2 separate regions of the Homo sapiens genome follow, and region 1 is linked to region 2. The links are chromatin loops, found by intact Hi-C in ENCODE. Cell type or tissue: CD4-positive, alpha-beta T cell. All regions are shown on one strand. Each heading gives the region's core, and the rest is flanking DNA. Links, peaks and the distances in the headings are about the cores only.

Region 1 (15,826 bases), core at 4,985-12,984, 390 kb after region 2:
TCCAGCTTGTGCCTGTAGCCTCCTGGAGAGATTGGAGGGGCTGCTGAGTGGCCAGACACTGAGAGAACCTACAGGATTTTCACTGGAAAGATGAACTAGCAGTGGCTGGGCTGGAGGCACAGGGAGATGGGGACAGCACCCAGCAGGCAGGGCCCTGCTGGTCTGTCTGGGTTTGCATTTCACATCCCCGTGCTGAGGTATTTGGAGAGGAGGCACTTTCTGAAGGAAGAGGAGTAAGGCCTTTATCTTCAGGTGTGACCAGAGAAATATTCCTCCCCCAGGAGAAGAAAGGGAAAGCAAAAGGCAAATGAAATTTCAGAAGTGAATCAGGAATGAAAGACCAAGAATCTAGCTCAAGATATGTCAACTTGGATATTTGGGGCCAAATAATGAATTCTTTATTGGAGAAGGCTGTCCTGTGTACTGTAGAAAGTTTAGCATCATCTCTGGTCTCTGCCCGCCAGATGCCAATAGCACCCCCAACCCTCACCAAGGTTTGCAGCCAAAAATGTCTCCAGATGTTGCCAAATGTCCCCCAGGGCCAAAATCAACCCTGGCTGATCTAGCGGTTTCCCTGGGCAATCTTCCCCAGTATCTGCTTGACCAACTTTTAGCATGGCTGCTTTGTCTCAGCCCAGGATTTTCTAGGTTTTAACATGAAAACTCCCATAGCCCCTCAGTCCTGGGCAAGCAGGGACAGTCAGTCACTCTACCAACCCCTTCGCCCTCTGTATGAGCCCCTTGATCAATGCCCAGCCTGTCCTGCCTCACCAGCACACGCAGCCGCTTTCATTCGGCTCGCCTTCCTGTCCTCCACAGCACTCTCCCCTGAGCAGCCTGTCGAATTTAGATGACTGTTGACTGCCCTCTCTCTCCATTTAAACTCCCTCAAGGTGGGACCACTGTCTGCTTTCTTCGCCGATCTGCGCCGCCTGCCCAGAAAAGTGCCTGGCACAAGGCAGATTTGTAACAAATGTTGTGTGAAGGACCAGGACTCCAGAAACATTATGGGCTTCTGTGACCTTTACGACTTCTCCACTGTTGCTTATTTTCATTTTCCCAGCATGTTCTCTGGCAGTGACCAAGAAAACTCTTCCCACAGACAGGGCCTGTGGGTGTGTCTTTGGGGACAGCTGAGACCCTGTGTCTCTTTGCTGCCAGTCAGGGAGCAGTGGAGGAAAGAGACCCAAGGAGTCAGCAGCCTGGAATCTGGAGAAAGGAGGCAGGGTCTGATATGAGGAAGGGGGCCTGGGGCCTTCAATGAGAGGCCACTAGCTACGATGATGTTGCCAGAGCCCACCCTCAGCACCATGGGACAGGTGCGTATCTCAGGCTCTGGCAGTGTCTGTGGCATATAACATCAACAAATATTTCCTAGGCTGAGCATTTACAAGAAAACACAAGACCTGTTGTGGTTAAGAGCTTGGGCTTTGGGGTCAGGCAGCATTGACTTCAAATGCAGGCACTGCCAGTTTATAGCTGCCTGACCTTGAGCAAACTCCTTCCCCTCTCTACGTCCTCGCACCCTCATCTGTCAGATGGAAATAAGACTGATACTCACCTCATAGGCATTACCGCCTTACTGTTGTGAGGATTAAATCAGATTACAAATGCAAATCCCTTAGCCTGGTGTACGGCACAAAATGAACACTGTGTATGTGGGGGAGAGAAACTAGAGATACTGTATTTTTTGTCAAATACTACATAACAAATCATCCTAAAATTTAGTGGCTTAAAAGCAGCAATAATAATTTATTTACATCTCTTACAGTTTCTGTGGACCAGAAATTCAGGAGTGGCTGGGCTGGGGGCTGTGGCTCAGGGTCTCTCATGAAGTTGCAGTCAGATGTCAGCCAGGGCTGTGATCTCATCTGAAGTCTTGATCAGGACTGAGGATCCTCTCCCAGCCTCACCTGTGTGGCTGACAAGCTGATGCTGGCCTTTAGCAGGAAGCCTCCATGCTCTCAATATCAGCTTCTGCACAGGGCTATTTGAGAATTCACAGAATATTTTGGCTGACTTCCCTCTGAACAAGTGATCCACAAAACAAGGTGGAAGCCTCAATGCCTTTCCTGCCCAGCCTTGGAAGTCACATATCATCAGCTCTGCCACATCAGCTGGCCTCACAGACCAACCCTGATGCAGCGTGGGAAGAGACCATATGAGGTGCAAAAATCAAGGGTCATTGGGGGGTACCTTGGAGGTTGTCTATCACCTGAAATTTGATCTTGAAATGGGGACTTGCTGCACTCAGACCCTAACAACCACGTTGCATTTCTGCCTCCCTCTGCTCATCCGTAAAATGAAGCGCATTGCTGAGCACAGTTTTACTAGTTCATTCAAGCATCTGTTTCCCAAGTTAGTCTGCAAGCTGCTTAAAGATAAGGACTACAGCTTCTTTATATCTCTATCTGTATCCTCACAACATCATCTCTATCCTCTCAATGCCTTGGTGCATGCTCAACGGATGAATGGAAAGACTGGATGCTCTTCAGCAGGGACCTACAGTTTCTACTTCATCCCTGAGTTCTAATGAGCCAAAGCCCAGGCAGCTCCAGAAGCTCCAGTGTTTGACACGCAACCCCACACAGGCGGAGGTTCTAGAGCTGTATGGGTATGGATGCAGCTCCAGAAGTCTGCAGCCTTCCAGGAGGGGGGCGTGAAGACAGAACTGTACCTCCCAATCCCTCCTGACCTGACTCACATCAGCCACCAAGCTTGGGTGGACAAGGTATTCCTCGGTATTAGGTTTAATCCCAGACATTAAGATTTGGGGTGATTTTTCTTTTAGGCTTTTCTATGTATTTCAGATTTACCACAATGAATGTGTGTTTGTTTAGTGCAGAGAGAAAAATAAGGAAAAATAGAAACCTCAGTAAGCTGTTGTAATTTTTACACTGGCTTGCTCAAGCAGAGTTCCAGATCCGGCTCTTCTGTAGGATACATTCACTGAGGGGTCACCTCCCCTGGGTTTCCTCACTGTTTGTTCAGGAAGACAATGACTAATCTGTAAAATGGGAAAGTTAACCTTTACTTTCTTCTCATTTTACACAGAATTGTTTGCAATAATTAGTGAGACATTGATGGACAGATGGTTGAGATCTGGGGAGAAGACACTGGAAGGCCAGATGGCCAGTGACGAAGGAGGAGAGAATGGGATTGTTATCAGGATAACACTGACCACCCCTAAAATTGCACTGTGCCTCCACTGCCCGAATAATTACACCCATTCTCCTTAATGGATTCTGCCGGAGGGGACCTGCCTTTGAAGGCTCACATTTAATTGTTATTATCATTATTACTATAATTAGTATAATGTAATGGATTCTGGACTTCATGCATTGCCTCTATATAACAGCAAAGTTCCTAGCAGCCAGCTGGTGTAGAGGACAGAAATTCCACTTTTTCTTCAGAAGCCACTGAGAATGTAAAGACACCACTGAAATCCTCAGACTCACTAGGCCTGGCTTTAATAAGCATTTCCCCCTGTTTCTTTTTTTGCTCCCTCTACAGAAACAGCTTCTCAGTGAAAATTGTCATGACAACCTGGAGAGAGGAAACGTTCTACTGCAAGCCGAGCGTGGGGACCGAGGGTCGGCGTCACAGTGAGAGAGCCATGATGGAGGACGGGGTCACCCTGCTTGCCCAACGCGGGGAGCTCCGTCATACAGAACCCCAGTGAGTTCTGGAGGTCACGCTCTGTTTCATAAATGAAAAGCTGGGGCAGGGGCCTTGCCACACGGACACTCCTCGGGCCTCACAAGCTCCTGTGGGTGACCAGGCTGCTCCCCACCGCCGGCGTGGGCTGTTGCTACCCTGCACATCCCTCGGGTGGGCAGCGGTGCTTGAAACGCCAGCTCCCGCCCTTCCTGCCTAGTGGCTTGACGGCTTCATTGTGCTAACCACCCAGGCAAGCTTGCGTGACTAACGGAGGAGCGTCTCCCCTTAGATTCTTCCCGCCCGGAGCCGGGGACAGCAGGTTGTTTATCACGGAAGGGCTGGGAAGAGCTTTTCAGAAAGGCCTTGGGGACTCTCTGTGTGGCATGGAACAGAGAGTGCCTGCCCACCCCAGGCAGCCAGATGCAGCCCCTGCCTGCTTCCCCCTCCCTGGCTATGTGCGTTCCAGAAAACCACCTGACCTCCAGATTCTCTCTCGTCCAGTGGAGATTCTCCTGCCCGAAGGCAGGCGCTCTCCAAGGTCCCTCTCCCCAGAAGAGCCACGATCCCAGGAAGCCGGCTTGTGCAGAGGAAAGAACCGCACCTCGTTGTCAGAACAACCCCAGCTCTGCCACCTACACCTTGTGTGACCTTGGGCAAGTCAGAGAAACTTCTCAGATGCACAATCTCGTCACGCTCCTAGTTTCCAAGCCCACACACCTGAGGGTCAATGTCCCTTATTGCACCCCCACCCCATACCGACTCCATCAGCAAGTCCTGTTTGTTCTTGCCCCAAGTATCTCTCCTGTCTGCCCATTCCCTGCATCTCCCCCGTCACCACCCCGGGCCAGTCCCCGTTACCCGCACCTGGAGGTCTGCACCAGCCCCACCTGCACTCCGGCGTCCACTCTCGCCCCCATTGCTGTGATCTCCACACAACCACGAGCGGCCTTGAGAGCGCAGCGAGGCCGTGAGGCTGCGCAGAGCCCCTCAGTCAGCAGGACCGCGCTCACGGTTCAGTGGGCCGTCTGCTAGAGGCTTTCCGCAGTTCATTCCTTCTCCCCACACAACTCTGAAGGTAAGATGTCTATTATCACACCGTCCCACTTTACAGTGAGGAAACGGAGGTCCAGGGAGGTGAAGGCTCTGGCCCAATCACAGACTAGTGAGGGATAGAGCCCGGATTTGGACCTAGGCAGTCGGACCCCAAGTCCATACCCTGGGCCTCACGCTGGATTGTTCCAGATCCCACACCAGCTCCCGCAGGTCCTCGCCAGTGTCAGCCCTCACCAGGCTCCCCCCGCCCATTGTGCTCCACTCACCCCGCCTCCCCCTGCAGGCAGGGCACATGAGCACCTCCAGACCTTTGGCATCTCCCCTCCCCTCGCCACCTGGCTGAATTGTCCCCTTCAGCCCTCTGAGCCTCCCTCCTCCTCAAGGACACCCCGGCCTCCTGATCTAGAGGATGGAGCACAGGGAGAAAGCACAGGTGTGTTTCTCCCTGGCTGCTGCTGGTCTCCCCAGTTGGTCTATATGACCCAGGAAGTCATGTCCAGGTCTGTGTCCTCTGCCGTCGTGTATGCTGGCAAAGCGTGATACCAGCACACAGGAGGGGAAGTCAGTATCCTCGTGATGGGCAGAACGGATGAGCATCGATGCAGAGGTGCTGGGAGGCCAGCCCGTGGCCCAAATGAGAGCTTGGTGATCTACCTCTGCCCCATGGAGGGGGCACCTGCCAGTCAATCTGGAGAGGGGCGTGTGCTGGCAAAAGAGGGTGCCCCTGAGCTAAAGCCCTGGTAGGAGGGTGGAGGAGAGGGAAAGGACTCAAGAAGGACTTCTGAGTGGGCGATACACTGGAAGTGGGGAGTGAGGAGACTGAAGCATCCAAGGTGGTGCCCGGGTGGCAGGCTGGTGTGCTGGGATGGAAATGAAGAGAAGACACGGGGCTGCCCTCAGAAGGGGTGGTGGCTGGGAAGAGGAAAAGCAGTCAGCCCTAAGTACTTAAAGTATCTGGCAATTTATAGCAAGTGTCATTAAAGGGGAAAAAGTTGTGGGGAGAAGAATGTTTTTGGAATTTGTGACCTCCACACGGGCTGAGGCATTTCTCCTTGAGGTGCCTGCTCTGGCCACCTGAGCAGGCCCTGACTCACAGAAGATGGAGGAGACACCGAAATGCTCTCTCTTCTTCCTAAAATGCATAGGTATTTTACCCAGATTGATTCATTACTCCCAAAGTTAAATTAGGGGCATTTTGTTGACAGTCACCGGTGAGTTCTGAGGAGGGCTCTGGAAGGGGAAATAAGAACTAGAAGAGGCTCTGTCGGTGACCCCTGCCCCAACCCCACTCTGGGAAGGGGTTCAGGGAAGGGAAGAGCGAAGGAGGCTGAGGACCAGGCGGGTCCTGGCCAAGAGGAAGCCGCCTCTTGCCTTGGACCTAGGCATCAGACCGGCAGGCATTGTGCTGTGGGGCCAGCTATTTCAGAGGAAGAGAACTTCCTGACCTTAACCCTGCCCTGCTATTAAAACACCGTCATAACTAGCTGGCCCATACCTGCCTCTGGAGCCTGGCTGTCACTACTTTCTGTCTGGGGTAGAGGACAATCTGGCGTGTCTTCTAGGCTCAGCATCAACACACATCATCCAGTGTATATTTTAGTACCGTCTTTACAGGCCTGACTCAGGGCAGGGGAAGTCGTCGGGAAAAACCACGCTCATGGCTCTGCCATTGTCTCTGTGTGTGGAGACATCAGCTACCCTCACTGGGCCTGAGATATTCATCTCTCCAATAAGCTTAGATCAGAAAGGCCATCTTGCAGCTTTTTAAAAAAAGAGTTGGACTCTTTTTTTAAATTAAAAAAAAGTTAAACATTTTAAACAATAAAATCTTATGTGTAACATCAATGTAAAAAGCAGATCAGGGTGAAACATACTGCTTATCCGGGGCTGGGCAGGGCCGAGCCCTCCTGTCCCCTTTCCCCCGCCCCACCCCGCATTGCTCCAAAGAACTTCCAGGGCCCAAGGAGCCCAATTCAAAACCCTCTGAATGAGGTGCTTGCTAAGAACATCCTGCAGCTCCCAGTGACTTCCCAAGAGAGCTTTCTCGGGGCTCCAGGTTTCTGCTTGGACTCCCTGAGGGCGTGCCTGGGAAACCCACTGCAGGGCCCCCAGTCCATGGTCCCAGAGGTGTGAAGGCATCTGCTTCACCTTCCATGCCGGCCTCCCAGGAGATGAGGAGGAATTCAGTCCCACGTTCGGGCAACCGTTGCTCAGCATTAGCAGCCGTCAGCAAGTTGACACTGGAGCTCCAGCCAAGTGGTATGACATGCCGCCCCTGCAGATGTGGTGCTCTGTACCTCTTAGACCCAGGAGCTGTCTGCATGTGACGTCCGATAAATGAGTGTTTCCTTTAACAAGTCTTAAGCCAGGCCCTGAAGCTAAGTCGCAGAGTGAGTATCTTCCTTGAGCCCGTCACCCCACAACATTCACAAATAAGAGCCCCTGCGGAGAAGCAGGCTATGTAGTCAGATAGACATAAGTCAGACCCCCCAGCCTGTGTTCTCACCTGTGAAATGAGAAAGATCACAACAGCGACACCCGAGCTGTTGTTTGGAGAAGATGAGAGAGTGTGCACAGCTCACACCATCCTCTGCACCGCAGCTAACACTGTTAGCACCATCACATGGGCCCCTCTGCAAAGAACTGCCCACCTCATGAGAAATCATATGCTGAACCAGACCCCCGGGCCAGTTCCCAAACTGGGTCTCACACCTATCTCTCTGTTTTGAATACCAGATATTCTAAATACAACATCATTGATATAATCTGAGATACTAGATGATGTTATCCGCCTGCCTGCAGAGGATTTACTTTTGCTTTTGGCAGGCATTTAGGCCAGGGGCAGATTGTCTTAAGCCAGACTGGATGAGCTGATTCAAAGCTGGTTTCGGTCTTTGTGAAGATGGGTCTATTTCTGGTTCAGCGTTTTGCCTGGGGATATCCCGTCCGCTGCCCCACCTGAAAGTCTGGAGTGCTTGCCTGGCCGCCTCCTGCACAGCAGGGCCTGAACACTGAGGTGTGTTTCCCCAGCCCTGTGAGACTGCCCAAAGTTCTACTCAGCTTCTCAGCCCCTCCACCGACACTCTGAATTGGCAAATGCTTCAGCAGGGAAAGTGGACCTGAATGTCCGGCACCCTCTCTGTGATCCCCTTCTCCTCTTGATTTTGGTTCCTCAAGTCCTCACTGCCCTGGGAGCACTCTGATACCCTCAGCAGAGTTTCGAAAATATTTTATGCAGTTTTCTAGTTGTTCTCAAGGGGAGGGTTAGTTGGAGAAGAACACTGTAGCCAACCATCTTGGAAGTGACTGTTCCTATTTTACTTTAATGCTCATTTAGGTATTTTAAAAATTATTCTGTTTTCCTGAAACAGAAAAAAAATTCAGAAAATTTTTTTCTGAAACAGAAAAAAATATTCTGTTTTCTTCATTTGGGCTGGCATAACAAAAATACCATAAATGAGGCAGCTTATAAACAACAAACATTTGTTTCCCACAGTTCCAGAGGCTGGGAAGTCCAAGATCAAGCCACTAGCAGTGTCTGGTGAGGGCCTCTTCCTCATAGATGACACCTTCCATGTGTCCTCACATGGTGGTATGCACTGGCTAGCTCTCTGCAGTCTCTTTTCTAAGGGTACTAGTCCCATTCATGAGGGCTCTGTCCTCATGACCTGATCACCTCTCAAAAGGCCCCATCTGCTGATACCATCACCTGGGGGGTTAGGATTTTGCATATGAATTGGGGTAGAGGCACAAACATTCAGACCTTAGTGCTATGCTTCATTGATTTAAGGATGGTCTCATTGGGATGTTGGGGGTAGAAAAGATCCATGTCTTCCATGCTAGTCTAGGAGTGCATTCTTCAGGAGGCAGAATGGCAGAATGGGAGGAGGGTCTCCAGTCATGGATGCTGGTGGCCCATTGTTATAAACCACAGGGCAGGGTCAATGAGGGCACATTGCCTGGTGGTTTCCTCCAGCTGAGTTCAGAAGGCATTTTTCCTCAGCAAGACCACAAACTAGTTTGATCAATAACTTTTCCTCCAAGTAGTACAGTTTGGAAATGAGGTAAGAGAGCCATCTCCTGGTAAGAAATATGGCAGTGTGTGAGGGAGGCCTGCAGCGACTCCGGCACTGTGTGGAGCCCTGTGGGTCCCTGGGAAGTCTGGGGTTTGGGAAGGTGCCCAGAGTGAGTGGATTCCTGGCCCTGTGTTCACCCGATCTTCAACAAGTGCAGCTCCCGTTTTATCTGTTTTATATACTGGGTTCCTAAGAAAAGTTTTCCACCATTGGGGAATTTCAGAAGTTGCTCCACCATCAGATAAATTGGAAAACCACCCCATCGAGCTCAACTGCTTCATTTTATAAACCAAAGTCCCCGGAGGTAAAATGACTTCCCCAAGGTCATGCAAATGATTCATGGTGAAAACAGGACAAAACGGTCTGACCTCCATCCAGCGCTCTTCCTACCACCCCACACTGTCTTTTGGAGATGCAGTTTCCTAGAAGATCTTTATTTTAGAACAACACTTCTTTTAAAGAGCACTGCTCTGTGCTTTTGTGTAGAGCTGCATGGACTTTTCTCACAAACGTCCCCAGAGGACATGGAACAAACAGGGCTGTTGATATTTTCCTGCTGGGAGGTCAAAGGCCCACCAGAGGAGCTCAGTGCCCTGCCAGGGGCCTGTCCTGGCTCTCCTGCTCACCCTGTGACGTTGACTCATCCTGCCACCTCGAGGGTCTCTGTTTCTTCCTTTGTAACATGAGAAAAGCAGAAAGCCTAAGATCTTCACATTCTGTGGGAAGCACTTCAGTCAGGGGAATCCCCCCATGTGGCTGGAGTCACCCTGACACCACCGCATAATGATTCATCCTTCTCTTGGGAAGCCAATGAGATCAACAAGCCAAGACTATGGGCTCTTCACAAGGGAGGAGTGATGTCTCTGCATCAAGGGAGAAGAAATACTATACCAGCAAATCCGTGCTTGAAGATTCCCCCATTCCTCTTTAGGAATCATTTATATTGCTGGCCACAGTGGCTCACGCTTGTAATCCCAGCACTTTGGGAGGCTGAGGCGGGCAGATCACCTGAGGTCAGGAGTTCGAGACCAGCCTGGCCAACATGATGAAACCCCGTCTCTACTGAAAATACAAAAATTAGCCAGGCGTGGTAGCAGGCACCTGTAATCCCCGCTACTTTGGAGGCTGAGGCAGGAGAATTGCTTGAACCTGGGAGGTGGAGGTTGCAGTGAGCCAAGATCATGCCACTGCACTCCAGTCTGGGCAACAGAGCGAGACTCCGTCTCAAAAGAAAAGGAATCATTTATATTTGCTCTTTTGACAATGTCTCTATCAGTGAATTGGAGAGAAACTCATCCCTGTGGCTGATTAAGATAAAATAAAGTTATGATGAGATGTTACTAGGGACCTACAATTCTTCCCTGGGGAAAAGGTCACACACACACACACACACACACACACACACACACATACACACACTCTCTCTCTCTTTTGCTAGAACGGGCTGGAACTGTTCTTGCAAAGACTGGGCTGAGATGCATGAGTAAATCTGACGTGTCCACCCTCATCTCTACAGGATCAGCCCCAGCTCTGGGGCCCAGGACTGCTTGGCTCATCGAAGAATCCCGCCATGCAGGTATGACCTGGATAGTACTTGACATTGCATTGTAGTGGGGAAAAATAAAAAGGAACATGAAACCTATTGGCTGGTCTTTTATGTCCTCTAATTCCCATCTCGTTGGAGTAAAATGAACAAAATTACCATCTGGTACAGGAAAGTGAAGTTGCCCATGTCTGTCAGACCCTAAAACACACCTGACAGGGTTTACTGACTGGGAGCTAGATGAGAAGAGAACATCAATTGAGAAGAGAACAAAACTATAGCTCCCAATACAGAGATAGGTTGAAAGAACTACAAATAAACTCCTCAGATTTGGCAAGGAGTTGTATGTCAATCTAGGATTAATGCGCAATGGCCGTGCAATAAAGGCCACCAGCCATCATCCCCAACCCCATGCCCATCAGCACTGAAGGCCACACAGTCACCTGAGTTCAAAGGCTGTGGAAAGAGCATGAGCTTTGGGGCCAGGCCTGACTTCAAATCCTGGCTCTTTCACTAACAACCATGTAACTCAGGCTCTCTGACCCTCAGGTTTTTTTTTTTTTTTTTTGAGACGGAGTCTCCCCTGCAACCTCCGCCTCCCAGATTCAAGCAGTTCTCCCGGGTTCATGCCATTCTCCTGTCTCAGCCTCCCGAGTAGCTGAGACTACAGGCGCATGCCACCACACCCGGCTAATTTTTGTATTTTTAGTAGAGACAGAGTTTCGCTATATTGGTCAGGCTGGTCTCGAACTCCTGGCCTCAGGCGATCCACCTGCCTCAGCCTCCCAAAGTGCTGGGATTACAGGTGTGAGCCACCACACCCGACCAGCTTTCTTATCTGTAAAATGGGGATAGCAATGCCTTCCTCATTGACATCCATGAGGCTGGGCACAGTGGCTCACACCTGTAACCCCAGCACTTTGGGAGGCAGAGGTGGGTGGATCACCTGAGGTTGGGAGTTCGAGACCAGCCTGGCCAACATGGCAAAACCCCATCTCTACTAAAAATACAAAAATTAGCCAGGCGTGGTGGCAGGTACCTGTAATCCCAGCTACTCAGGAGGCTAAGGCACAGAGAATCACTTGAACCCAGGAGGCGGAGGTTGCAGTGAGCCAAGATCGCGCCATTGCACTCCAGACTAGATGACAGAGCGAGACTCTGTCTCAAAAAAAAAAAGTAAATGAAGTAAGGACATTTCAAAAGCATCGAGTGTTCAGAATGTGGGCAGCCTGTCATTTGTCACCATTAGAGATAGCACCTTCCACCTGTCCCATCACTGAACCTACAATGGGGCTCTGCACACACAAAGGTACTACCTTGTTGAAATTTCTGTTGCATTTTGAAGTTGAATGGGGCTCAAAGAGCAGAGAGACTACTTTTCCATGGCTTAGAAAGACCAGAGGACAGGATACACATAGGATGACACGACGCCTGAACCCACTTCGGTGAAGAGGAGTGCAATTTTGTACAGTATTAAAACTCCATCTGGGTGTGGTGGCTCACACCTATAATCCCAGCACTTTGGGAGGCTGAGGCAAGTCGGATCTGCTGAGGTCAGCAGTTCGAGACTAGCCCTGGCCAACATGGCAAAACCCTGTCTCTACTAAAAATATAAAAAATTAGCCAGGCATGGTAGTGTGTGCCTGTAATCCCGGCTACCTGGGAGGCTAAGGCAGGAGAATCACTTGAACCTGGGAGGTAGAGGTTGCAGTGAGCTGAGATCATGCCATTGCACTCCAGCCTGGACAGCAGAGCAAGACTCTGTCAAAAAAACAAACAGACAAAAATCTTCTCCTTTTGGTTTGTTTGCCAACAGACTTTGGCTTCTTGGGCAAAACCCTCATCAGTAACTTTGCTCAAGAAGCTGAAGTCTGTTGGCAAATAAACCAAAAGGAGGAGTTTTGGGAAGAAATAAAACACTGTGGCCAGCCATCAATGAGCAAAGTTTACTGAGATCATGTTCAAAAGCACCGACAACTCTAAACATCTCAATTAAACTTGAAGGAAGGGCCGGCACAAGGAGAGACACATTTCTCTTAAAACAGCTCACTGCTCCTCCATTCTAATTAAGCAACAAATAGAATCAGTTCTTATGTGCATTGGTGGTCTTTACAATGTAGCCCGAGGTAAGGACTGCGGAGAGTGTAATTATCCATAATTAGTCTCCCACTGTTGCCAGGACTTAAACCTGACAAACCCCAACAGGCCTAGAAGTGTGCCGCAAGAGACGGCCGTTTATGTGACGTGATCTGAGAAAGCCCCTGGTGAGTCTGTTTTGCATTGCTATAAAGGAATATTGAGGCTGGGTAATTTAGAAAGAAAAGACGTTTATTTGGCTCATGGTTCTGCAGGCTGTGTACATGCATGGCACTGGCATCTGCTCAGCTTCTGGTGAGGCCTCAGGAAGCTTACAATCATGATGGAAGGTGAAGACGGAGCAGGCATGTCACATGGTAACAGGGGGACAAGAGAGAGACGTGGGGCGGTGCCAGGCTCCTTTCAACAACCAGCTGTCAGGTGAACTAACAGAACAAGAACTCACTCATTACCGAGGACGGCATCAAGCCTTTCATGAGGAATCCACCCCATGACCCAAACACCTCCCACCAGGCCCCACCTCCAACATTGGGGATCACATTTTAACATGAGATTTTGAGGGGAAAAACATCCAAACTATATCAGCCGCACAGGCTAGCCTGCCCTCAAATATCTTCTGTCACAGTTGTGTTATGCGTAGCCCTAAGAAACCTGCGTCGAATGTACCTAGGTTGCCAGAGAGGGATGTGGGCCCACGATCACTAATCACAACCTTCGTACTGCCAGTCCACCTTAATCAGAAAGGAACGCTACCAGGAAAACAGGGCAAAGACACTTTCTGATAGAGGTAGAAGAGTCAAGGAAAGATGCTAAAAAATGGGCCATTTTCTGGAATCCCCAGGCCTAGCAGGAGATGCTAGATGAAGCCCTGGTCTTTCCGAGTCCGATGGACCTGGGTTCCAATTCTGGCTCCACCACACACCTACCAGCTCTGTGATATAGAGAAAAATACTAGAGATACTAGATACTAGAAGAGATACTAGAACAGTGCCTGGCACATAACAGATGCTCATTAACTATGAGTGTGTCTCCCTGTGGGCAGGAACTATGGGAGCTTCCTCTTTCTTGTAACCTCTTCAGTGTGGAAACTTCTCTAAGATCCTTCCAGCCTTGCCTTTGCTCTTCTTTCAATGTCAGGTCTGGCAACACCTCAGGGCCAATTCCAGCAACTCCAGGCTAAGGTTGAGGCTGGAGGCCACTTTGCTCAAGAAGCTGAAGTCTGTTGGCAAATAAACCAAAAGGAGGAGTTTTTGGAAGAACTAAAACACTGTGGCCAGCCATCAATGAGCAAAGTTCAGCTCAGGCACATGTCAGGACGTTTACATGTTTTCCTTCCTGAGGAGTTTCCAGAAGGGCAACTAGGAAGGCTATTAACGCAAAAGTCTTTTTTAAAAATTGTATTAGAATTCTATTTACCTTTATGCTTAATTGCAAGACTTGAATTTATAAGATCTGAAGCAATTATGAGTTGTGAGTTTTCTATTTGACCACGTGTCGATGTGGAAAGTTCTAATATCAGCAAACTTTAAGAAATCCCTGCTGTTCCTAAGCACCATACTTGGCACTAGGAAAACAGACAGATTTTAGATTAATCTATATCCTCGTGGAGTTTACGGCCTCTGTGGGGAAATGGAAATTATGCATGAGAAGAATGAACAGGGTTTCACAGAGGAAAGCTTGGGAGGCAAACGGAAAGTGCAGGCTGCAAGCCTAACAGGAGATTGACATGTGCCCTGGAGGGCTTAGAACTGGAGGAAATCCGATTGCTGAGGCAAACCGTAAATCAGTCAGGATGCAGAGAGTCTGCTTAGAGAGAGAGAATGGCTCCAAGGCCCGGAGACGTCACCGTAATCTGATTGAAGGTATTTATATCTAACGAAAGAATGTGTCAATCTGAAGAGCAGGTGGATTCCCAGAGCCTAGAAAAAACAAGAATCAGTGAGATGGAAGTGGTGACCATGAAGGCAGTGGTCCCACGGCAGGGCGCTTGCATCCCAGGGACAACCAAGAGGATCCTGCAGGTCACGGGACAAAACAGAACTTCTATTTATATCTTGCTTATCCCTTAAAATGTCTCTGTGACTTGTCCAGTGTAACTATGTAAGTCTATGACCAAGTCAAGCACGTTGTCAAAATCTATCCCTAATCATTCAACCTAGAACCTTAGTAAGCAGGTGCTCCCAATATCTGCCAAATGAGTTTAAGACATTTTTGACCAACTCCCCCTCTTCTAGAGAGGGTATCTGCTAGGAGTCTGAAAGAAATTAAGATTTAATGGAAATTCCTCATTGCCACCATGTCTTTCTTTCACCTGAGCCTCTTGGCTGGAGTTAACCTGTCATGCTACTATAGCTCAAATTTTATAACTCTTTGGTTGTTGTATAATCAAAAACTTTCAAGTGGTACAAAATGCTTGCTCTAAATCAGGGCTACAGGTTTGAAAAATAAACCATTTAAAAGGAGTTCTAAGCCTTACCATCCTACACAAACCTGTTACTCTTAGTGTAATTGGTTGCATGAGTCTGTGCAGCATCTCTTTAGGAGTTGACATGCACTGTGTTAAACTCTTTGGCAAAAATGAAGCATGAAGTATTTTGGTTCAAATTGTGATTGGTATGCAAAATGCACAAACTTGGAAAATAAGAGCTTCTTGCTGTGAGGTGCAGTTGATCTCATGAGGGGCAGCAGATGCCATTGTGAAGAGCACTCACTGCTGAGCTTGTGTGTGGCCTTCGGCAAGATATTCAAGTTCTCTGGCTTCAGTTGCCTCATTAATAAAATCGGATTAAAAACAAGTTTCCTCACCTGGTTGCTGTGAAGATTGAAGGAAGTACTATCTATAAGCATTGTGTTTGCTACATAGGTAAAGCTCAGGAATAATTTTTTAAAAATGTAAAGTTGCATGACATATGCATAAACATTTCATCTGTTTCACAAATATCCTGTGACAAAGTGATGGCTTGCAAAATAATGAAAGGAGACAATAGCAGATGGTTTTTCACTGATATGAAAATAGTGGGGTTTTTTTTCCATCACAGAATTATGAGTTGGTCAGAGGAAAGAATGGTGAAGATTTCAGTAAAGAGTAACCCAAATGTCTGAATAAAATCTGCAAAAACAATTTTCTTCCCGAGGACTGGAAGTGGCATGGACAGTTGGGCAATAAAAGAACAGCAGTGATTTTCTGCTCCATTTCTACAACAACAACAAAAACACGATGGTGGAAAACAATGCCAAGTGGAAATCTTCATTCCTTGGGGATAGAAAAACACATCCTCTTCTTTAAGAACTATAACCACAGATTGCAGCAACAAGATGCGCAGAGAAAAGCTTGGTTGGGTTGAGCCAACCGTATGCGGCAAATGATTAAAAAGATGGTGTCCCTCTGGGAGAGCAG
Region 2 (15,826 bases), core at 2,867-10,866:
ATGCTCGAAAAAGTTACAAATAAAAACGGTATGAAGGCATATTAAATTTTGGCTGATACTTCCCTTTGATTTTGCTAAACTATAGCAAAGGCTGGCTCAATGTTGATTTTTACTGAAGAGTATCATTAACTGAAGAAAGAAAAAAAGACATAAACAGTAGTGAAATAAAGAATAGGCAAATACACCAGAATTATGAATAGAAGCCATTTTAAAGAAGAGAAATATTCTACAACAGATGAAGAAAGTTTTAATTTCTTTTCACATTAAACATTGTTTACCACAATCAGCTAACAGAAATTACTGTAACATTGGTCACGATGACTTCATAAAACTAAAGATAAATGTTATGAGGAAACTTCATTTAACGTGAATGGTAATGTTAGATACTGTATTTTTCCATGGTAAAATACAACTTATCTTGAAGAGAAAGCAAATAGTTCAGATCAGGGAGACATGCTGAGGTTTTAATAAAGAAAAGCTTGGCCTTGTCCAGAACACTTAACAAAGTTCAGGACAATTTAGGTAAAAGAGATGAGTGAGACACCAGCGTTAGGCAGGGACATAGGCTCATCATTCAGGCTTTATGTACATTACTGGATCTATGCAGCTCTCACCTTTAGATAAGTGAGCTATATTTTTGGCAGAGGGATCTTCAAAAGTAGCCTTGGATATGAGGAATCGTATTTTAACCACCAGGCAGTCCAAGGAATTATTTTTAAAGGGACAGCTGAGTATTTCACGTATATACTATTAAGGCATCTAAATTTTTGGTGTTTTCAGTATATAATTTTACTGCTACTTTTTATTCTTTTTTTTCATATTGTACAACTATGATATTAGGTATTAAGCGACGTAATTCTTTCTCTACTAGTGAACCAGTTTATTTCACTTAGCAAACTCTAAATTGAGGGAAATATATAATCTGAGAACACACAGAAAAATATATTGAAAAACCAATAGAGAATTATTTTTAACCATCATAAAAACTCAATCTTAATTAACTGATAGTCTTTAACTTAAAAAAAGAGTAATCAGAATGAAAATAGGTATTAAAAATAATTACCAGTAGTTTGTTTTACAAAATAGAGCCATAAATTGTTTAATTGCCCAATTAAGCAACTACCAGATTCTTTAGTCAACACTAACAGAATTCACATTTCAGCTAGTCAACAAAGCATATAAATATTTAACATCTCTTGAAGATAACATTTTAGTGATAACGGAGACTACATAATTCTATCCATTGTTGTGACTGTCCACAAATTAACCAGGTTAAATATCAAAGATACATTGGGAATACTCCCCAAAACAACAACAGAATATTAATTAAATGAATTTTAAAAGCTTAAGAAATGAAAGTAGAAAACATGAATGAGACGGTGCTTAAACAATTATTGACCTAATCAAGACCTTTAAAATTACCACCAAAATGCACTATCATTTTTTTTTTATTTAGTTTACAGGAAGAATCTGTAAGTACAGGTTGCAGAAAGAAAACGTTTAGTGCTATTTACATTCATTTTAAAACTCTGCTCTATACAAATTTAATTCTGATCAGTATGAACAATATTTTCGTAGATCTACTGCATATAAAGCCTTTTCATCAAAGCATTAACAATGAATAAAATAACATGATTACATTTAAACAACGCTGACCATTTGAAACCATTTACATTTAATGTTTGTAAGGGCTGTTGACACTTAGTACAGAATGTAATGTCAGCCTGCAACTTCATTTTTATAAAGGCTAAACTTATTTATATGGAATATTGTTCTGTATACTACGCGCCAATCTATATTTTAAGTCCTGTAGTTAGGTATTTTATAAGTCTTTTATTAAATATATTCTACACATATTTGTAATTTCATCCAGGAAGAATTTCTTCCCAGTGAAAAAATATAAAAATCTTTCATATTTTTACAGGTTTAGATGAAAGTAGCTCATGCTTTAGTGCTGTGCAAATTGTTTTTAGCATATCAATCTTTAAATTATTGGTATGAAATAAAAGAAAAAGTGGCATTCTTGTGTATGCCATAAAAATCAGCTTTTGACTTTAATACAATTGCAAGCACTAATATCAAACGCAAACTATATAAAGAAACAAAATTAGTACTATGGAGTTTTTTTTTAATTTTAAGAATTCATCTGAACTCTAAGGAGTAAGCATGACACTGGATGTGGTTACAAATTAATGATAATTATGGAAAATTTCAATTTGCTGATATTCAAATACATAAAATTGATCAATGAGGTTTTCTAATATTTCTGCACAATAATGAAAGCCGATGAGTGACTGAAACTACCCTCCCACATTAAGGCTAGGAGACGCACTCTCACCCCTTCTTGTGCTGTCTAAACAAACACTCAGTTACTGTAGGACTCAAGAGTGCATGTCTTAAAGGAAAAAAAATTAGTTTCATCAGCCCTCTACTGAGTGCTTTAAACAGGCACATTTTGTTTTTTCATTTGTTGCAGTGAAAATAGTCACACTCAGTTTAGTATTCTGTGCCAGTGCAGCCACCACGGCTGACTTTGGTAGAATTCACCCAACATTTTAGTTTCTTTTCCATTTTTTCCTCTCAAGTTGGCCCAGTAATTAACTTCATTAATTGCTGAGTGTCTTCCAGTGTGGAATTGTATATATAAGTATTTCTAGATACCACACACTGTTATAAATTCTGCTGATGAGGAAAATAATGCCAATCTTTTTAATGCAAATTGTATTTGGAACACTTGATTTATTAGTTCTGATGATGAAAATTTTGTGGCAGCAAAATGGTTTCTGCTACGAAAGATAACTTGTTAACTTTTCCCCTGGAGATTGACTGCATTCAAAAACCAATATGTGTTAAAACAGCTCAACAAAAAATACAAGAAATAAAAAATCAGAGTGAAAAATGTTCTTGGTTCTTTTTACTTTCATGAGAAAAGATGACAGTGTTCATGTGGTAATTCAGTTCCATGTGTTTACAGGCAGACTGTTCTGAACGGTTTCTGAAGCAATGTCGGGTCTTTTCTGTCCCAGCAGCATGAAAGACAAAGACTATATCACATCACACTAGGCAGACAGTGTTTACAGGATTACACAACAATTACTCTCTCCAGTCTTCTCACGATTCCTCTGACCTAGGGAAAACGAAGAAGAGCCTCGTTTATAAAAATTCTAGAACTGGAGGGGAAAATGGGCTAGGCAATCAAGTGTAGGAAGTAGTAGTTTTGAGTTTTTAAAAATGTTTGCATTTTTCAAAATTAAGAAGCTGTAATAAATGTTCTTTTAATTTTAGCATGTTTCAAAAATGTCTGGTTATTTGCTTGACAATCTCTATTCATAAACTATGCAAACTTCCCTTCCCTCAGCATATCCAAGAAAAACCTAGCATTTTTGAATGCCTGTCTTTGTGCCTCAACTGAGATACTTTTCCAGTGCATGGCTTACCTTGAGAGTTTGGCTCTGGTAATGTCTCTCTGGCCACCAAATGCATCACTGTTGTTTTGCCAAAAGGAAGTTTTAATGCTATGTGAAAAGCAAAAGATGATTAGTTACACATATATCGACCTATTAAAATCACTATCCAGATTTAAAACCATTTTAAAAATTGATTGCTTTTTTATGACTTCTTTAACAGATTCAACTTAACTCAGAGTACCTTCACAAAATTAGGTTAATATTATCAGAAATAACATTTAAAATTTAGAAATTATTTTTTGCAGTTATATAGCCATTTGCTTGACACATTTATCCATATTAAGAGATGATATAAGAAAAAATATGTAATTGGCTAATATCAGAGGCCACCTTTAGAGGAGAAAGGATTAAATTTTTTTTAAAAGAATACTCTTTTCTATATTAGGTAAAAGTTTAGATTAAGAGATATTCATTTCTAAATCTAATTACTTGTCTATTGCCTAATAAAATTACTGCACTGAACAGGCTACTATGATGTAGAAATGCAAGAAATAAACTTGATTTTAAACATTTATTCTCACCCTGTATTCGTCCATTAGAAAAGAACTTTCTTAAAAAGATTAGGTTAAAATAATCACTTTCTTGGCATTATCAATAATCACTGTTTCCTAATCAAGTCTTTATAACATTTTTTCACTCATAAATTTAATAAATTTTATCATGAAATATTTCAGACATAGAACACACACCCATGTCCACTAAGGCAAATACAAATACTGAGTTTCATGGTAAATCCCTTTGTTACTCTGTGTATAAAATTAGAAGCAGCTGGTATATTTAGCTTCTAGAACTGTTTCTATAGTTGTTATGTTTTAGTTCTGACACCTCAAACTACCCTCTCTTCAAAAACTACAAACTGAAGTAAGGCCTAAGATCATCACTTAGCAATAATGATCCTCCACTCCAGCTACCTGCTTTTTAAAACCTGCTCTATAGGATGATGGTTAACATGCAGATTTTAAAAAGAATCCTAATTATCTTCAACACTAGTACTATTTCATATATTCAAGGTGAGTTCCAATCTCATTTAAAGTTGGCCAGCCATTATTTGGTCTACACTTTTAACCTCTGATGTTCAAATGAAGCACGATGGCCCATAAATACATAATGAAAAAAGGGAGGCTTTTAGAATAACTTCCTAGGCCTGACTTAAATCAAAATGTAAGTAAGACTTTATGTTATTAAAATTTTCACTAAATAGTTGGGAAAGCCTGATCAACATTTCAAACCTTGAACTGAACTTAAAATGTACACATACCAAGCTGTATATCATTCTCATACCCGTCTTCTTGACTCTAATAAGACAGACCTGGATTACAAATTTTCATCTCTGCTACTTCCAACTGTGTAACTCTCAGCAAGTTACTTACCCTCTAAGCTTCTGTTTCCTCAACTAAACTGGAGATACTAATTCCATTACCTGCCCTTTGTAGCTGTGTCCATTAAATCAAACAATCCAAGCAAAGTGCTTTGCACAGAACTTGGTACAAAGAAAGCATTCAGTATATACTACCATCATCATTTTGAGATAGCAAGGAAAATGAATCTGAGAAAAAAGGTAGGTAAACTGAGATATATATGTAAAAAATGTCAAGACAGGCCTGGAAAGCTCCTGAGAGGCTTACCATTTGAAGTTACAAATGTAATGCGTGGGAGCTATTATTTTTCTTCTCCATCTGAATTTTAACTAGAAATAGTAGGTATTGATGTTAATAACATTTAAAAATGTGAAAGAAGAGGAATACCAGAATCTAAAATGCGTTTTCTTCCTTTCACTGTGGATGCTTCTGCTCTCTCCTATGACACAGTACAATATCCAGAATAGAGGTTTTCAACCTTTAGCGTACATAAAAATCACCCAGGAATTCAATTCACTAGTAAAATTAGGAGATGGGGGTTGGGGAGAGAGGGCATGCAGAAATCTGCATTTTAAAATAAGTATCCTAGATGAGTCTCATGCCCACTATTTCAGAGCCACATTTTTGGAAATGCTAATCTGGGCCATACTGAATGCCAAAGCTTTAGCTGATCATCTTCTTCACCCTCCGATTAACAAGGCTGCTGTCACACCTTTCCTTTAATGAAATGAAACTCTATATGGCTATAAAGGTTCTATTTTAAAAAGGGGGGATTCAGGGCTATGTTTTAAGACATTTGATAACCAAACATTTCAACCTGAAACTTAAGCAGAAAATTTCAAGAATGGCAGAGAATGCCCAGGCTTCCTACTTTGTCTGCATAATGGCTGAATTCCACCCATGGCTGTATACCCACTACTTCGTGGTCATCCACTGCTTGACCACTACCTATAACAAGATCTCACTAACTTTCCCTGGCAGTCTATTCTTTCTTTAGGTAGCTCAACATGTTCACATATTCTTTCCTATATTGAAGAGAAAACTGTCTTTGATTTTCAGTTACTGATCCTAAGTCTAATTCACAGGGCTATACAGAGCAAGTTCTAGGGCCACACAAAGCCTTCTTCCACACAGGCCACTCAAATATTTAAAGATGGTTGTATTTCCCTGTGTGCTATCTTCTTTATTATTCACATTGAAGAACACAGGGAGGCTAAAAAGAAAAACTGAGACCCAAAAGACAAATAGTTGAATGTTGTTATCCAAACTTGCTCAAACATCCAGCTACAATTATTAACGCGGAGGTCCAGGCCATGCTTCTACACTAGAGATAGTTTATTGTTTTTGAAAAGAAGGACAGCAACACAGAATTACAATAATAATTACATAAGTCAATCTGTTCATTATTCTAAAACAGATTTCAAAAAAATACTGGTAAAAAATTATACTTTAGTGGGAATAAATCAATAGTTTTGATTTTAACACAAATTCTATGAGCTTTAATATGAAGTTCAAACTCTGAGGTCACAACAGAAAAGATAATTAAGGAATGGAGTTGGTGGGAAATTGCTCACATAGATCAATACTCAAAAGGGAAATGGAGCATTTCAAGGTTCACTCATATAATCGATAGATTAAATTCAACCAACATTTACCAATTTTTAATTCACATAAGATCTTGTATGAGCCATGGAGAATTTTAAAAAGACTAGAACATGGTCCCATCCTTAATGAATGTACAATATAGCCAGGGAGCTAACAGTCAATTCTTACATGAAGAGCATTAAGAGTTGGTCCATCTATTTATACAAAAGCTATAAAAAAAAAGCTACAAATCAAAAAAGCTCCATTTTAAAGTGCCAGATATCTCTTAGTAGATAGCAGCATTTTTTAGACCAGTTATAATACTACCAGTGAAACTCAGTGTGAGATTACAGCCTGAAATGTTTTACTCACTTGACATTGTCATAAAATCATTTGCATTCATCTACTTTAGCCCTTATTGCCCAGGATTTTTACCAGTGCATTTTATCTGTTTGTCCTATGTAATACTAGAGCAACCTGAAGGGAGAGCTTCTGTCTTATTCAATCCTGTATTCCCAAGTGCTTAGCACAGTGTTGGCCCATAAGAATTTAATAAATACATGCTGAATGAATGAATGCAAATATTCTACCTTTAAGGAAAAATAGATTAAATATTAGGTTTAGAGGAAAAACTCAGACTATATTCAGTGAAATATATATTTAGATAGACCATTTCATTTGCCTATACGTTTCCAATTATCTGAATATATTTGAAATACCTATTTTCAAAACTACCATCAAATCCTGTTGATGGTAGAAAATATACCCCATAAGGGGGCAATATTGAGCTACATTTCTCCAATCATATATAAAGAACAATAATAGCTAACAATTAAGGTGTTTACTATGTGCCAAGCACCATTTATGCACGTAAGCACTTTGAATATATAAAGTAATTTACCCTTCTTAACCTATGAGGTAGGCACTACTGTAATTCCATTTTACTGATGAGGAAACTGGAACACAGGTTGGTTAAGTCACTTGCCCAAGGTTTACACAGCCAGTAAGTAGTGCAGCTAACATATAACTTAAATAGTCTAGTTCCAAAATCTGTTCTTTCAACTATTATGCTAAAATGCTGCTCTAATGTCAGCCACCTACTTTATTCTCACATGATTAGCAACTGTATCAGGTAGAAACATCTGAAAACATCCCTTCATATATTTGAAAACTATCATAAATTTTTCCTAGTTTGTGTGTCCAGTCTTAAGTTTAAAATACTACATCTGAATTATATATTATTTGGAAATATAATAACGTTACATTTAAAAAATAGTAGGTATAGAATCCTACCTATACTGGGATAGAGTTTATTTCACAAGGTAGTAAATACTTACTACAGTCCTAAAACTAAATTTAACAGAATATACAATGTGAAGGAGTAGGCATACCAGAAATAGGCAGAATTCATAGTTTGAATTTATCATTTTTTTTAGCAAATTCAAAGACATTAACATTTAAAACAAGCGAATCATGCTACCATGAGACAGACATTAAATCCCATTACAAAGGTGGCTGTTACCTCCTAATGTGACATTTCCATGTAGAAATCGTCCTTGATAAATAAGTCGTAGAATATTTGGACTGCTGACCTGCTCTTCTTCCCAGTCTGAAAAGAATCCAGTGTACTGGTTAGGTATATTCCAACATATAATTAAGGTACTACTATATTGTTTTAAAAATTCAGATCCAAATCAGTTAGAGTACAAAGAAGGCCCTTGGAGCTTCCTACTACTATTAGAAACAGTCACTATTCATACATTTACCGCAACCTTGGTTATTACTTATTCTTTTAAGTAGCAAGAGCTGCAAAAAGACTCGTTTTGCTTCTTAAAGAATACTAAAATGTACCAAATTGTAGTCCCCAAGTTTAAAGTTAATACAAATGAGTTGGGAAAGACCTACTGAGTAAAAAGAAATATCATTTTAAAATTAATTTCAATTACCAGTAATTAACACATAGTATTATAATGCTCCAATATTTGTACCTGTTAAAATGTACATTTAAGGCTAGAAAACAGCAGGCTTAACAAAGATCTAAAAAACAGTTAATATATTGATATTGAGAATAACAAAAAAACTGTTTACTTTTGGATAATGTTGATATATTATCTTATTGTCTATCTGAAGTCAGTTAGTAAACATTAGAGAAGATACAACTTTAGTTCACCTCACCCAAAATGAAGACTTGGAAGAAACCAAAAAAATTATATATATTTGGAGGTACTGTACAAACATGAAAGCTAGAAAAGTGTACACACAAAGAAAATAAGACAAACTGGTAGGCAGAATGGGTAACAGAATATTTAACTTCAGCCTATAATTTATATTATTGTAAAAGATGGAAACCACTCCATTAAAATAAAGGTTTAAGGACACTAGTGTTATGATAGGGTAAAGGTTTAGTAATTTTCATGAGCTTGCAGATGTAACAATTTAAGCTTTGAGTTTAGTAATGATCTGAGAATTCCTTTGTCTTTTTTGTCAACAATTCTAATGTGTTTGTTTCCTATAGAAAGAGATAATGGTTAACACAAAAAAATAGTTTAAAGTATTCTGAAAGAGTGACAGAAGATAAAGGAAGTAACTAGAGACTTTTCTTTTGCCCTTTTTTTGACTATTCAAAATGATGAATGTGAATTTGATAAAACCACTGCCTATAGGTAACTTAGGCACAGCAGAAATGAGCAGAGGAGAAATGAATCCGTCATTTCCTGCCCCCGCTCCATGCCTTTAGTCTCTTCCCTCTTCTGTCTCCTGTAAGGCTTTGTTGCCTTCTGATCCCATTGTTCCCAGGTCCCTCCTATTCTAGAAGAAAGATCAAATAAGTCTCTAACACTATAGTATGAATTGCTTTGAATTCATCAATTCCAAAATTATTGTTTAATAGAATATTTCTGGTCAAGATGGAAGTGCTCCATAGATACAAAGGTAAATGACAGTAATTGTTTAATTCACAGGAAACAAAGACTGATATTCTAAAAATACTTGAATTTTTTTTTTGAGATGCAGAAACCTGAAGCCCCATGTTTCATTATCTTATACAGAGTGTCATGATTTCCACGTACTTCACTGGTGTAATATGCTATCTCCCTTCCCCTCTCCAGGGATCTAAAATTTAGAGAAATCTTAGAATATAGCTTAAATGAAGAATTTCAGGTGTTATTAACATATCCTAAGTATAACAAGATTTTTTTGAACCTTTGACCCAATAATAGCTATGTGTCTGACTATTCCACCTGTTAGTAATATTTCCACTAAATAGCAGAAGGGTATGCTAAGGAAAACTAATTCCTTCAACAAGTATGTTGCACGAAGTATTTTCTGCTATTAATATTTGCCACACATTTGTTATTAACATCAATAAGTATTTAATTTGCTGATCTTTAGTACATTATGTGATACAATATAGACTTAGATTTTTAATTTAAGTATTTTATGTAAAATAAAAATTAAAGTATTTCTCTTTATTCCTTGCAGTGTCTAAAACTGCTGAGTAGATTTGGCAACCTGAGGAAATACTGGGAATCAAAATCTTTTTTTTGAAAATAAGGGAACATCCACTGATACAATCAATATTCAGTACTGGTAGATGGTCTGTTCATTTGGGATACTATTTATGGCAAAGACTTATACTTGAATTTAAACTAATTTTAATATCTAAGTAAGTAATTATGAAAGTAAAAGTATTTCTTTTACCTTAAGTTACAATACTGCCCAAATAAATTTCAGAGTGATTACCCTTTTTCTGCCTTGTGTTATGTTTTCTATAATATCCATATATCAAAAGCTATTACTTACTATGACCGCTCCCCCCAAAAAAAATCTCATAAAGGTAATCTTTTTGTATCACACTTAGAACAACATCATTCTTGGGTATTTAAAAATGCTTTTCATACTGATAGTTATCTATTCCTGCCTGGCTATAAAGAATAGCCAATATTCTTAGATCCCAAATATCTTTAGCTTTTCTGAAATTCTTTCTTAGCTATAACCTTTATAGCTTCAGTATCTCCCTGACTTAGAAACTAGCCGCTTGGTTACTAATGTGAAGAAAGATCCAGTAGTTGAAAGTATTTGTATAAATCAGTATTTCTTAAATTTAGGCCTATGAATCCACCAAGACATGTCCTTAGGGTCTAAAAGTCCTCTTCAAGAAGTTTTAAATTGTATTTTTTTTTTTAATGAAAATCTGGAAAATCTGTATTTTCATTTTAATGAAATCTGGAGGAGATTGTCTAGATGATTTAAATAGTGACTTTATAACCCAAGTGCAGCCTTGGGGTTTTAGTACTCACGTGTGCATTAAATTTATGACTGTACTGGTGCCAAGCAGTCAGTACTTCTTTAATTGTTAGGAGGCTAATGAGATCAGAACAGGGGTTCACTTAACAAGTAAATGATGCATTCTACCTATGAGAAAACTGAGTAACAATTTGTTATACTGTATAAATAAAGGTTTTATGGTGACTCTACAGACAACCTGGTCATCAAACACTATGTAGGAACATAGGCATGACAAACTCAACAGTATTCATGCTGTAAGCAGTGAGCTGGCTTTGGCAAAAATACATCATCTAGCACATTAATGTTGTTAACTTGAACATTATTGGTTTCAGAGTTATATTTGCATTTTCTGAATCAATCTTTTTTAGTTTTATGATTGTGTATATGAGTTAAGAAGAATAAAGAGTTTTAACTGGGTTTAAGTTTCTACATTTTAAAATACGCATTATAATAAAAATAATTTAAGTCAGCAACTAGAGATCTACAAGAATTATCTTCCTCTAGAAAAGCTCCGTATATTATTTAAGGTTGAGAAACACTAATCTAATTGACTCATTTTGTACATATACTATGTTCTTTGTCAAAATAAGTCTTGTCCTTTAAAAGTTCAAATTGCTACTGCTAATAAAATTAAGTGAAATCAGCTGAAAAAAATCATATCACTATGATACATGACATAAGGATCAAGATGACACTGGGGAAGTTCAAAGGAAGAAAATAAACCAACAATTCACTTGAGGGAGGCAATTTTTTTTTTGAGACAGAGTCTTGCTCTGTCACCCAGGCGGGAGTACAGACGCATAATGTCAGCTCACTGCAAGCTCTGCCTCTCGGGTTCAAGAGATTCTCCTGCCTCAGCCTCCTGAGTAGCTTGGATTACAGGGGTGCACCACCATGCCCAGCTAAATTTTGTATTTTTAGTAGAGACGGGGTTTCACCATGTTGGCCAGGTTGGTCTTGAACTCCTTGACCTCAAGTGATCTGCCTGTCTCAGCCTCCCAAAGACCTGGGATTATAGACGTGAGCCACCACGCCCAGCTGACGGTCTTATTATATAAAAAAAAAATCAAAGAAAATAAGAAATACCAAACACATTTTCCAAGATTGTTATGGTTACTGGCTTGAAAATGGAAAGCACAGACAGACATTAATTATCTTGACCTTATAGTAGTTCAGAGAACATAAGAACTGACATGAATTAGAAGTTAACTTTGTTTCAAACTTAATTTTAAATAGGCTATCTAGAGAAGACCACAGAGAATGTATTATCTGTTAAAAATAGTTGTTCTTTCCTCTTTGTGTTTTGGTAAAAATAGGTTTACTGATATGAAGGTGTGTGTATATTCACTATTTTGTGTTTTTTTTTCTTTTTTTTCTTTTCTTTCTTTTTTTTTTTTTTTTTTTGAGACAGGGTCTTGCTCTGTTGCTCAGGCAGGAATGTAGTGGTGTGATAATTGCTCATGGCAGCCTCAAATTCCTGGCCTCAAGTGATCCTCCTGCCTCAGCCTCCCAAGTAGCTGGGACTACAGGCATGTGCTACCATGCCTGGCTAATTTTTAAATTTTTAGCAGTGATGACATCTTGCTATGTTGCACAGGCTGGTCTCACACTCCTAGCTTCAAGCAATCCTCCTGCTTTGGTCTCCCAAAGTGCTGGGATTACAGGTATGAGCCACCATCCCTGGCTGCATTTTTCTTTATTAAAAATATTTTTTGGCTAGGCACGGTGGCTCACGCCTGTAATCCTAACACTTTGGGAGGCCGAGGTGGGTGGATCACAAGGTCAAGAGATCGAGACCATCCTGGCCGACATGGTGAAACCCTGTTTCTACCAAAAATACAAAAATTAGCTGGGTGTGGTGGCACGTGCCTGAAGTCCCAGCTACTCGGGAGGCTGAGGTAGGGGAATCACTTGAGCCCGGGAGGCAGAGGTTGCGGTGAGCTAAGATCACGCCACTGCACTCCAGCCTGGCGACATAGCGAGACTCCATCTCAAAAAAAAAAAAAAAAAAAAAAAAAAAAAAAATTTTTTTCACTTACGTTAAAACAGTTCTAAGACAGAAGCAGAGCCATTGCATTCTGGGCTCCTTTACCATTTGGGAATGAGACTGCTGAAGAGCAAGATAAGGAAGGGTACAATGATCCTCTAAATCTGAGCCTTATACTCTCAATTTTCGGTTGTTCTTTTAAATGTTATATAACAGTTTCAAAATGTTTGTGAGACAAGGTAGGGCATAAGAATCAACATTATTCATACTCAAGAGAAAAATATCACTCACCCATTGGCCAATTGTCATATACATGCTTTGCAATGTCAGAAGCAGAATCGTTAGGAGAAAACAGGAACTCTTTTGTTTTTCCGCTTACCAAAATGAGGCGCAAATTTATCTGAAAGAAGACAATGATTCTTTTAACATAAATCTAAAAATTTTTTAAGTAAAAAAGAAGACTCAAAGGCTTTTCATTTCAATCACATCCTAAATTATTACCAATGCCATATTGTGGTTTTTATTTAAATTCTATAAAACTTTTTTAAAAAGAATGGGAATTTGATATTTGATTTTATTTCCTATTATTTAAAGGGTGTGTGTGTGTGTCAGACATATTTGCCATAATAAATGAACAAAGGAAAACCAAAATTCATTACACTTTTAAATTTAATCACTCCAACAATGTTCAGAATTGAACTTTTGCAAGTTATCACTATTATTATAGAATATACATTTTTACCCAAAAATTAATAAAAATGTTGACACTGCAGGTCTCGTCACTAAACAGAAAAAAAATTTAGTTGATATTCTACTTCTTAAAAAATATAATTAAAAGAAAATAAACTATATACAAGTTTTTTTCCTATGAAAATTATTAAAACCTAGACGAATTAACAATAAACTATGTATGTTTTTTTGAGACAGAGTCTCTGCTCTGTCACCCAGGCTGGAGTGTAGTGGTACAATCTTGGCTCACTGCAACCTCGGCCTCCCAAGCTCAATCCATTCTCCTGCCTCAGCCTCCCAAGTAGCTGGGATTACAGGTGCTCACCACCACGCCCAGCTAATTTTTGTGTTTTTAGTAGAGATGAGGTTTCACTATGTTGGCCAGGCTGGTCTTGAACTCCTGACCTCAAGTGATCTGCCCACCTTAGCCTCTCGAACTGCTGGGATTACAGGTGTGAGCCACTGTGCCCAGCCAAGAAACTTTAATTTTAAAGAACTTTATCATGGTTAAAGAAAGAATCAATAATAGTAGCTCTTTTAGCCCCAACTGCATGACCATATATTTTTTAGGGGGAGTAAGGTAGGACACATGGGACAAAGGATATAAATTCAACCTCAGTGATAACCCTAAGGGGGATAACAGAATTAAAGTGTTTGAGATCTACTGGCTTCACATTTCCAAGTCAATATATATTTGCTTATACCATTGTTAATGTATTTCCCAAATGTTTAATTTTTATCTGTTGTAATTAATTTAATATTATTTTTAAAAAACACCATATCTATGTATTTCCCTGTAAGTCACAGAAATACAAGTGTTGTTCCTATTACTCCTGGCCTTTGTTAAAAGAGTAAGTAAGATCCTACTAAAAGTTGGGTCCAGTCCAGAGCTGTGCCCTGGTAAGGCCATCTAGCCTAGTTTCTTTATATATAAAGAACAGAGAACCTCATTGCACCAGTTTGAATTGTGCCAGGTCCCAGGTTACCCAAGCTCTCCTTTTTAGTTACTAATTTTTTTTCTTATTAAAAATACCAGAAAATCTTTAAGATGTCAGAGTCTACAATGAATAAATTGGTGCCTATTACAGCAGTCACTGATTTACTATGTTTACTACCACCATGGCCAATGTCACTCCCAGCACCTCACCAATTTGATAATTTATTATTTGAAAATTTTGTTGAAAGTTATAAAATATCTCCCCTATAAAAATGCATGTACACATTTCTGGATTCAATGTAATGCAAATGAATTTCACATTAGATGGAGTGGAAGTAGATTTCATATTAGAACCTGTATTCTATCTACATATTTCAATTAAAAGTTTTTTAGAAGATAAAAGAAAATAATCTACATTCCAGGTGAAAAACCCTTTCAATATGCCCAATAAGAATTTCTTGCTGCTTTTTCTAATTAGAATGGAATTATACCAAATAGCTGAATACAGGAAGAGATCTGATAACATGTTGCTGTAAAGAAGTGATCCAAAAACTTTGAGTTCCACTTGAATAAGTTCAAGAAGTAGTCTGCAAGAATGATTACACTCTACGAAAGTACCACCTTGTTTATTTCCTATAGCAAATCAGTAATGAGCAATTCTTCAAGCAAGGAACCTAACATCTATGCAACACAATATGAATTTCAGTCCTCACAGATACATTACTACTCATGGTTTTCTCTTAATGTATGAATAACAAATACATATTACCCTATGAACTTATACGGAATATTTAAGGTTCTTCAGTCATTAATGCCCAAGAAATTCTGCCCCTAGTAGTTCAGCCACTTGTGTTTAACTAGAAAAAATATAATTAAATTCAAGCTTTCTAATTAAGAGTTATGCAAATTATGTGAACTTAATACTTCTTAAAATTTTTTAAGCTTAAAATTAATTTCCATTGGGCTTTTACTCAAATTATAATATTTAAAAATGATGAAAGGAAATAGATTTAGTCTTTAGGATCTGTAAAGGTGACACCAAAGCCTACTTTTGATTTTCCCTGATGTCTATCAATATGGAAATGGGAAAATAAATGATAGTATATCCTTACCATGGAAATCCATGCAGCTGTTAAACGACATGAGATAAAGACCTGTATGATCTGACATGAACAGATAGCCACAATATATTAAGTGAGAGAAAGCAGCCAGGTATAAAACAGTATTGTGGGAACAACAGAACACATGCCTATTTGCTATGGACTGACTCGCATCTCCCCAAAATCTGTATTGAAGTTTTACCTCCCAAAGTGACTGTGTCTGGAGGATAGGGTAATTAAAGTTAAAGTGAGATCGTAAGGGTGAGGTCCTCGTCTGTACCACAGCGGCCTTATAAGAAGAGAAAGAGCTCGGCTCCTATGCTCTCTCCCTCTTCTCTTCCTGCCCTCCAGGTGGGGAGAGCAAGAAGGCAATGGTA

The links. Hi-C counts contacts between places; a loop is a spot of excess contacts. Peaks named below come from ENCODE experiments on the same cell type or tissue, not always from the same donor. Only the 100,000 strongest peaks of a DNase experiment are listed, where the experiment ranks them.
Region 1: it touches region 2 in a loop (24-fold over the local background); 3 of 110 quality-filtered maps call a loop at or near these places.

The regions. Positions count from the first base shown.
Region 1 is chr13:30,150,163-30,165,988 of GRCh38, forward strand. It overlaps LINC00385 (long intergenic non-protein coding RNA 385), which reads left to right and starts at 3,600. Exons shown (of 2, transcript NR_187533.1): 1 at 3,600-4,735. It overlaps LINC00384 (long intergenic non-protein coding RNA 384), which reads right to left and starts at 2,912. Exons shown (of 2, transcript NR_138041.1): 1 at 2,872-2,912; 2 at 1,724-1,987. RefSeq lists enhancers at 3,097-4,296, 9,234-9,643. In CD4-positive, alpha-beta T cell, for the core only: CTCF peaks have their summits at 8,782 (motif pointing left) and 8,981; DNase peaks (open chromatin) are centred at 8,789 and 9,549.
Region 2 is chr13:29,764,181-29,780,006 of GRCh38, forward strand. UBL3 (ubiquitin like 3) reads right to left here. Exons shown (of 5, transcript NM_007106.4): 2 at 12,975-13,083; 3 at 7,932-8,018; 4 at 3,438-3,515; 5 at 191-3,127. The coding sequence ends at 3,075. Among named protein-coding and RNA genes, the nearest start is that of UBL3, 79 kb to the right of the region's middle. In CD4-positive, alpha-beta T cell, for the core only: CTCF peaks have their summits at 7,222 and 7,429; a DNase peak (open chromatin) is centred at 7,201.